Regions from separate parts of the Homo sapiens genome. Here region 1 is linked to region 2. Evidence: chromatin loops called from intact Hi-C (ENCODE). Cell type or tissue: endothelial cell of umbilical vein. All regions are shown on one strand. Each heading gives the region's core, and the rest is flanking DNA. Links, peaks and the distances in the headings are about the cores only. Region 1 holds the start of CLEC14A (C-type lectin domain containing 14A). Region 2 overlaps LINC00639 (long intergenic non-protein coding RNA 639).

Region 1 (4,398 bases), core at 158-4,157, 610 kb before region 2:
ATCTCTCCCCAGCACTACCCGGTCCCCCAGTATCACCATCCTAAAGGCACTTCCACTTCCTCTATCATCAGGGAAGGAGTGTGCAGTTCTGATTTAGCTCCTCAGTGGAGTAAAGGGAATTTAGAGGAAGGGGGATTTCTGCAGAAATTGTCAGTTACACAAGTAAGTTCCTCTTGGTTCCCCGTTTCATCAAAAGTGAAAAACTGTTCACAGGAGTGCCCATGTCCCCTGTTTCCCTATGCATCACTAGAGCCAAGAGGGGACTCCGCCAGCAAGGCACCCTCTGCTCTGTCCCGCAGATCACAGTCCCCGACTTTCACCCCATTGTTTGTGCAATGTGCAGAACTGGAGCCCAAAGCAGCGGGCTCAGGATCACTCTCCAGGCCCGGCGGGCCCATAGACTCCTTCCTTGGCTGGGAAGAGGGGCTTTCGTGAAAGCAGAGCTTGACAAGCCCCAGTACTGTCATGGTCAAGATCACCAACACTACTACTGCTGTGCTCACAAATATGAAGACCACGGCAGAGGAGGAGTCGAAAGCCTGAGGAGTGGCAGAGGAAGTCGTAGAATTAAACTTGGAAATCACGCTCCCTGATGGGGTGATAGTGGCCTTTGACTCGGCTTGAAGGGACATTTGAAGGGTAGACATCGTGCTCTGTGATCCCCATCGAGGAATCTCAGGAATAGATGTTACTGAATTGTCTTGTTCAGGGACAAGTGGTGTCTCTCCCAGCTTCTCGTCGACCCTGATTGGCCATGTTCTCTGCGGCACGGGGCTGGTTGCAGTGGCCGGCGGGCGCCTGGTGGGCACCCCGGTCCCCCCAAGGGTCGGCTGTCCTTCCCCACTGGTCACACAAGAGCGGCCGTCCTTCCCCAGCTCGAAGCCCGTAGCACATTCGCAGGCAAAGCCTCCCAAGTCGTCTAGGCAGTTAGGGAGCTCTGCGCATTTGCCAGCACGGAGGTACCTCCCGGGGCAGGGACACAACACATCGCCCGAGAGTTTGTCCCAGCGAGCGCCGATTTCGTCCGCGATGCAAGTAACTGAGATCGGGAGCTGTCCCCGGCAGAGCGCACTCACCTCGGTCCCAGGTGGACTGAAGTCCAGAGCGGCGCTGTGCAGCTGGAAGGGCGCGCGATAGCTCAAGTTAGAGGCGGCCCCGGGGCGCGGCGCAGGACACAAGACCTCAAACTGGTACTTGCACAGGTAGCCGTTGGCGCGCAGGTGGCATCGCATCTCCTTCCAGCCTGCGGGCTCGACCCCACCGGTGGCCTGGAGTACCGCGCATCTCCGCGCGGTGCAGGAGCGTTGGGGCTCCTCCACCCACTGCAGCGTGTCGCTTTCGAGACCGCCGGGGTCGGAGGACAGCCAGGAGAAACCCCGCAAAGGCTCGTTCTCCAGGGTGCAGTGGGAACGCCTGCGCTCCAGTGCGACCCAGAACAGCAGGTCTTTGGAGCCCCCTCCGGGCCCTGGGCCTGCCCGCAGGAGCGCGAGCACAGCGCGCAGCTCGGCGCCCGCACGCACGGTGCTGAGCGCCCCACCTCGCAGGATGCAGGCCTCCTCGGCCGCCTGCCGCTTCATGGTAGCGTGGTGCAGGCTGTAGCAGGCCCCCGAGGCCGAGCAGCCAGCACGGTCGGCAGTGGGGTGTTCGCCGCCGCCCGGCCCGGGCCAGAGCGCCTGCCAGAGGAGGCACAGGGCGAACGCCGGCCTCATTCTCTGAGGCCCCGCACGCAGAGCTGCTCCCAACTTGGATCTGTCCCGCTCGAGGACGCAGAGCTGTGTCTGGAGCGCGGTCACCGCCCTCTACAGCTGGCTTCCCCAACCCGGTTCCCCCTCCCTTCCCCTCCGCCCTCGCTCCCGACGGACCCCCCAACTGCCAAGAATCCCCCCGCGGGCCCAGCGGCCAACAGTTTCCCTTAGGCCGCGACAGGAAATGTGTGCGGAGCGCTGCCAGGCCCGGTGCAGCCCTGAGTTATTCTGGGGTCAGGAACACAGCTGGCGCCGGGTACAGGGGACGCAGTCGACTAGAAGGTCAAACACCCTGCTTAGAGCAAGAGGAGAAATTCGCCACTGGGATGAAGTGTGTGGTTTTTCTCCGTTCAGGGAGTTTCATCAGGACCGCAGAACCCATAACACGTAAGCGAACATAGGCAGGAAGGACTTGAGAAAGGAACTGGCTTATGATTATAAGACCACGCCCGTCTATTGTGTTTCTGTCCGGAGCTGTGGAGTTAGCGTCAGAATAATTCGTAGACGGCTCCAGTGTTTGGGGGGCCTGTGCCTGTGGGGGAAAAATATGTTGTGAAACAACTTAGCAACTGCTTTTGCCACCAGAGGCAGCACTATTTAACCGCATATCTCTCTATGGGTCTTTGCTTCTCTATTATGTCAAGAGATTTCAGGAGTCCTAACTACTAAAGAATTTGGAGTTGTTTGGGTATTTTAAATGGGAAATTCTGCTTCTTCCATCAGCACTTGCTTTAGAAATTTATTTTTCACTTCCACGTGTTTCTCTTTGAGTTAGACCATATTGATTCATTACAGAAAGGAAATGTATTTCTAGGACTAAATGAAAAATAATGACCATAGATCTTAACAGTTAGGTTGTTAGCTTTCCTTGCCACTGTATTGGTTCAAAAATTCTTCAAGTTTATAGGTTATACATAAATGAGTTCGTGGCCTTATAAATATTCGAGAACAACTGCCCTATGTGTGATTTTAGCCTTGAACTATTTTAGTATCATTTTCTCCTATGATTGAGTGGCAGCATTTATAATAGTAAGTTGTAAACATCTCCTTTAAGGAAAATTAGAGTTCCTTAAGAAATTAAAATGTTTATTCCATTATAATGAATATTGTATACTGTCAAAAAATATCTTGTAATTTGAAAGATGGGTGAGCCAATTTCTTTAGAATTCCAGTGGGTGTTTTGTTTTAATATAAACATTTCAACTCAGTGGGAAGTGGCAAGGAATTAAAGATGAATAAAGAAGTAAAGGTTAAAAACTGTACTGTTATGAAAGGATTTCTTGTTAGCAACTTAGACAATTCAGTATCAGTTTAGAAAACGTACATTCTATCTTGGTTCATAATGGCCAAATACGTTGCCATCAGAAATACATAGAGAGTTTCAGCTAAGCCCTCTTAGAGATGTCTGATGCTTTTAAATATCTTTAATCAGAATGAAAGTTGCCATTCCATGGATAATGCATATAAGCTCACTTTGTTTTACTGCATTCAGGTTGATGAGGGGTGGGAGGGAAGGTTTCAGGATCACATCTGTATGCTTCCATCTTATTTTTACCATAACTCTCATTCTTCTTTCCTCCTGGAAATTCCATGTATCTTAACAAACAACAGTAAGCCTATGAGTCATCATCATACTTACCTTGCTTTTGCTGAGTATGGAGCTTTGCACTAGGATTTCTCTCCTGCCCTATTTCCCAATTTAAAGAACATTCCTTAGTCCTTCCTTCAGATGTCTGAGAATCACCTTAAACGTGGCTTTGCGTTTAAATTAGGTAACTTAGTGTCTTATAAGAAAGAAACATGAAAATCCAGAAATCAAATTGAATGGTTTTTAAAAAATACTTAGTCACTTGGGCCAGCTCTCTATAGACCATTGCAATCTTATGACTGTGTTTGTAAATGTGTCCATGTAGTGCAATATTTTTAATAAAATCTTTTTCAAACTTAAGTAGTCAATGGAAATTTCTTAGATAGCTTTAAAAATCGTTTGGGATGAGATGAGGTGTCTACAGTAAGAAAGAATGAATAGCTGGAAAGCTTAAGTAAATACATGATCTCACTCCCTGACATTCTGTCTAGGGGAGTGGGATTATAGCAGAGAACACATTGGCCATAACGACTATATGAGAGTACTGACCATGACCATGACCATATCATGGAATGACACAAGAGTTAGAAAAAATTAGCTCAAAGTAGGACGTAAATAGTTTTGTAATTAGTTTGAAATAGACAGTTTATCTGACCAAATTAGAAATGGAGGAAAGTTTCTATTTTTTAATAATATTTATTAAGATAATAATATAGAACCATTTTACCCCCACTGGATTCCAAATGCCTAAAAATCTTATAATACCAAATGTGAATCTATTGGCTCTTTTACATGTTACAGATTAGAGCAACCACTTTGGAAAAATTTGACACTTTTTTTCACTAAAATTGAATATTTGCAAACTCTAGCACTTCCATGATAAGGTATAAAACTAAGAGAAATTTTTGCACATGTACAACAGAAGATATGTAAAAAATGTTTATAGTGACACTATTCATATTAACAAAACGTTGAATCAATCAAAATATCCAAAAACAGTATAAAAATAAACTGTAGTATATTCACTAATTTAATATTATATAGGAGTAAAAATTAGTACAATAT
Region 2 (4,398 bases), core at 288-4,287:
TTTCACTAGCAATGTCCCTCCAGCACCCTCTAATGAGAAAGTGTAACATCTTACCCACTGTAAATGGAAGATGGCTGCAGGAATTCTGTCCACTGTTATCACAGAACATATGAAAGAGCGCAAGTGGAGCTTAAAGGCAATAAATTGTTAACTAGCACACTGAGACTTGTCAACTATAAAGAGCCTGAGTTCCTGAACGACCACAAGGCCCCCACCAGTGGTCAGCAACCACCTGGAATGCTCACCTCTGAAATGTTTCATGAGAGAAAAATAAGCTTTTGTGTCCTTTGAGCCACATGGAGAGGGGAGGTTATTTGCAATAACAATTTGGTTTTATCCTAATTCAGTACTCTTTCATTTTAGAGTTTCTTGGTTTCCTGCCTTGTTTAGGAAGATCCTCTAGAGTTTACTTAAAAATACGCAGCAGGTGATTATCTGATTAGGAAAAAACTTGTCAAAAGAGAATATGGTCACTTTGGTTATGGTTAGTTAACAGCTACTTCCTAATACAGACAAGTAAGGAAGAAAATAAAAAGACAAATGAACATTGTATAAGTAAAATGCCATAAACAAACCACTCTAGCTCCTTTGAGTAGCTTCTGTGAATACTTTCCAAAATGCAGACTTAAAGCAGCTGCAGAGAGGATGTTAATGTAAAGTAATCATAACAATTAGGTCTCCTAGTATATCGAGTGTCTTGACCACTCTATACAAACATTTGTTAATTAAGCAAGAGGTGTGAGCAGCTGGAAACATGGAAGGTATAGTTCCGTACAAAATTCTACACTGTCTTATGCCAGAGAGAATTCCTCTCAGCATGTGGATTGCCCTGTCATGTGAAAAGTTAATTATAGCCTCTCCACATCATCTCCGTCGTCCTCCTTTCCTCTAGTATCATTTCCTTCTTTGTGAGAAGTCAGTGTGGGCCTTATAGATAAAGTCAGTCAACATTTACGGCTGTGCTGTGTATGCACATTATATTGCCTGGCACTGTGGGAAAACACAAAGGAAAAACAGGCCCTCATCCAGATAAATAAGCATTTATGGCCTATCAGGGAATCTGAACCAACACATGAGCAATACAGAATAGGCAGGCCAAAAGAACATATCACTAATGAAAGCACCACTTGTAACAAGTGCCCACCTGTAGTAGGAACAATGAAGAGATGCTGAATGAACACATTTTCATCTCCCCTTTCCTGTAAAATCAGCATATATGTATGTGTAAATACTGGCTAACTAATCAAGTCCACCAAAAGACAAGTCAGAATTTGGTGATTACCTGAAGGTGAGTGGAGATAAATATTTTTGATGCTGGTGCTTTTAGCATATAATGGATTTATTATATTTCAGACACTTGTTCTAAACAATAGCATAAAATCTACTGGCAAATATCATCTTTCTCACTATTGTTTTGTTTTGTTCTGGGGCTCTGTTCTGGAAATCAAGGCTTACATTTTAGGGTAATAAAAAACAAAATCACCTACCCTGCTCAACATTTAAATAACACCTTTGCGCCTTTCTACCTTCCTCCCTGTAGGAATTCCCTGCATCCCCGATCCCACCTGCCTAGTGAATTCCTGCTATTCTTCAGACTCAGTTCATACAAAACTCCTCTGTGGGGCCTTTTCTGAGTTCCTCTAGACAGAATTTATTCAGCTAGCATGAGTGTTATCATTGCATTTTGGAAACATTTACTGCATGCTTTTATCTCCTGCTGATCTGTGGCAAGGATTTTTGTCTTCAATATTTATATTACTACAGCATGGCATTTGTAGGTGGCCAATATAAGCTTATTAAATGAATACATTTTCACTTTTGCTATATAGTTTCCATAATCTAGTGTCAGAACTTCAAATTCTTAAAACATGTCACAAACAGACTAATAATATTCTAGTAAAATTGTGTGTTGGTTTGTATTTAGAGCAGTGTTAAAAGTCTTTCCACCGATTGTTCCACAGCCCATGGCAGCGTTGAGTTGTGTCCTGGAAGTACACTGCCCTCTGCTGGCGTACTTTTCAACAAGCACATCAGTGCAAGGCAGGCCTTTGTTTAGATGGTGGTTCTAATCCCCCCACCATGCTGGGCAGCAGCTAACCACATGGCCATAGCTATTTATAGAAGGACAGTAGTGTAGAATATTAATTTTCATTTTATAGTCTGTGAAACATAGGCAGGGTACCAAATAGGAAATAAAGGCTGGTAAATGTCTTTATGTGTATTTTATATGGAGCCCTGAGTTGCTTAGAAAATTCGTATCATTTTTATTGTTTCATAATTTGAAATGGCTTTATACCAGTCTTGCTAAGACCACATAATTGTATCAAAGAAATATAAGACATTAGCACAACAGATCAATACACACACACACACACGGTGTGTTTCTAATTTTGTAAATACATGTTCTATATGCACATATCTGAAGGAGGAAAGGTTAGGAATAATGTCTCAGGATGCTAGTAAATGACAAGATTTTTAGCTGCTTTTAATTTAATTTTTGTTATCTTCTGTATTTTCTAATTTTTCTGAAATAATCATGAACTACTTGGAAATTAAAAAAAATGAAGAGAGAAAAGTTTATAGATAACGTTGCCAGGGGAAACAGTAATAGATAAGGCCTAAAGGCAAAATTAAAACTATCCTGCTTAGTGCAAGTAAAAGAAGTACCTTCTGATGCTTAACATCACTAAGAAAAATAAATCTATAGTTGTCGATTACAGGAAGAAATGTGCTTGTCCTCTCAGGGAGCCACTGTTTAGCCAGCCCCTCCAAGACAGGTCCTGTGAGGCTTGGTTCAGCCCCATTTACCTAGAAATTAATCATTAAGCCAGGCTGTTCTTCGTTAAGAAGCCAATGAAGTCGGTCTGCCATAGTCCCAGAAATACGGCTTGTGAAAGACTGCTTGAGTTACTCCAAAAAGAAACCAAATCATAGGCACTTAGAATACCCTGAGAAAGCTCAAGAAAGGGGGGAAATGGCATGAACACTTGGCAAAGAAAGCTCAGCAATTTTCTTTTTAATTATTGAGATAAGAGAGTGAGTTTGGTTTCATTTAGCTGTTCAAATAGAAATCTATTTAAATATTTAAACAGAAAAGCCTCCTGATCTACCATCCTGCCCTCCTGTAACAGCTATGGCCTCTCCACAGAGATGAATTTTATAGTGGATTTGGTTTGGGAAACTTCTGTTTTATGGGTTAGAAATTGATTTCAAGAGCATTCAGCAGAGTAAAATACACACAATTGTGTATTTGCTTTGGGGGTAAGTCCACACTCCCTTGCAGTACAAACTAAATCTCCTGCTGGTAAACACTAGGATGTTTGGCGTTTGAATTGCTTCTCTTTTAGAGATGTGGTCCTGATAATCTCTTTCACAAACTATTAAGGGCCCAAACCCTCCACGAATGCCTGGCCCTTACTTCCTGGGCATCATCCTGTGCTGTGTTTCTTCATTCTATTTGGACAAATAAAATTCAACAACATCAAAGCAACAAATATTTGTTATATGCCTACTTGTTGTGCCCAGTGAAAATTTACTCTCCCAGGTGGCTCCTGATAATCAGACAAATCTTGCTGCTTTCTTCCATAACCAAGCCCATTCCAGAATTTAAAGGTTTCTTTAAATTATGCACCCTTCAAGAAGCAATTCCACAAGATGGGGAAAGGCAGCCTGTCACAGCATTTAACCCATCAGACATTTTATGCTTCCAGTGTTTTACTCTGCCTAGAATGTCCAGACCATTTTTTCTTCCAGCAAAATCTTTTAACCTTAAAGGTCTAGCTTGATTCTCAACACTTCAGCCTCCCCTGAAGCACTACCTCCCTGAAGATGTAAGTTTCCCTTCCCTGATCATCGTTTCCAATTTCCTTGTTCCTACTTCAGGCAGAGCTCTAACACTGTATTACAATTTTCTGTTTACCATGTCTGCTTTTCCTCTTTAAACTATGAGTTCCCAAGGAAACAGACTGTCTCACAAAATAATATTCCCAGTACCTACTGTTCGATAAATAAATACTGAGTGAATGAATGAATGTAACAACCCCTAGAGAATCCAATTTGTCTGTATACTTTTATATGTACAATAAAAAGATTAACAGATCCAAAAAGACAGCGTGAGAGCTTTATCTCAACTCTTCACAATATGTGATAAAATAGAATTGAACAAGTACTGTTTTAATTAATACCTAACAGAATGGCATTTATTAATATTTCTGTAGAGAGTAGTGTGAAAGCAGCAATTTTCACTTTGAGATTTCTCATGGGGAAAAAAAAATCAGCTTTTCAAGAAGAAAAGTAGATTTTCCTAGCAGCTCAAACTTCCTTTCACCAAATTCTGTTAAATCGAAACAGCTAGCCAAAAGCTGTTGCACATTTTGTCACCCCAAAGAATGTGATTTT

Evidence for each region. Peaks named below come from ENCODE experiments on the same cell type or tissue, not always from the same donor. Only the 100,000 strongest peaks of a DNase experiment are listed, where the experiment ranks them.
Region 1: it touches region 2 in a loop (13-fold over the local background); 3 of 110 quality-filtered maps call a loop at or near these places.

Annotation. Positions count from the first base shown.
Region 1 is chr14:38,254,314-38,258,711 of GRCh38, forward strand. It overlaps CLEC14A (C-type lectin domain containing 14A), which reads right to left and starts at 1,780. Exons shown (of 1, transcript NM_175060.3): 1 at 1-1,780. The coding sequence starts at 1,709. The coding sequence ends at 237. LOC112268136 (a long non-coding RNA gene) reads left to right here and starts at 1,732. Exons shown (of 5, transcript NR_169588.1): 1 at 1,732-2,132. RefSeq lists an enhancer at 962-1,589. In endothelial cell of umbilical vein, for the core only: a CTCF peak has its summit at 2,326 (motif pointing right); DNase peaks (open chromatin) are centred at 448, 1,068, 2,108 and 3,358; H3K4me3 peaks cover 2,515 bases; H3K27ac peaks cover 3,874 bases.
Region 2 is chr14:38,865,745-38,870,142 of GRCh38, forward strand. The region is part of intron 2 of LINC00639 (long intergenic non-protein coding RNA 639); the gene reads right to left. Among named protein-coding and RNA genes, the nearest start is that of LINC00639, 49 kb to the right of the region's middle. In endothelial cell of umbilical vein, for the core only: a CTCF peak has its summit at 2,014 (motif pointing left); DNase peaks (open chromatin) are centred at 937, 1,997 and 3,787.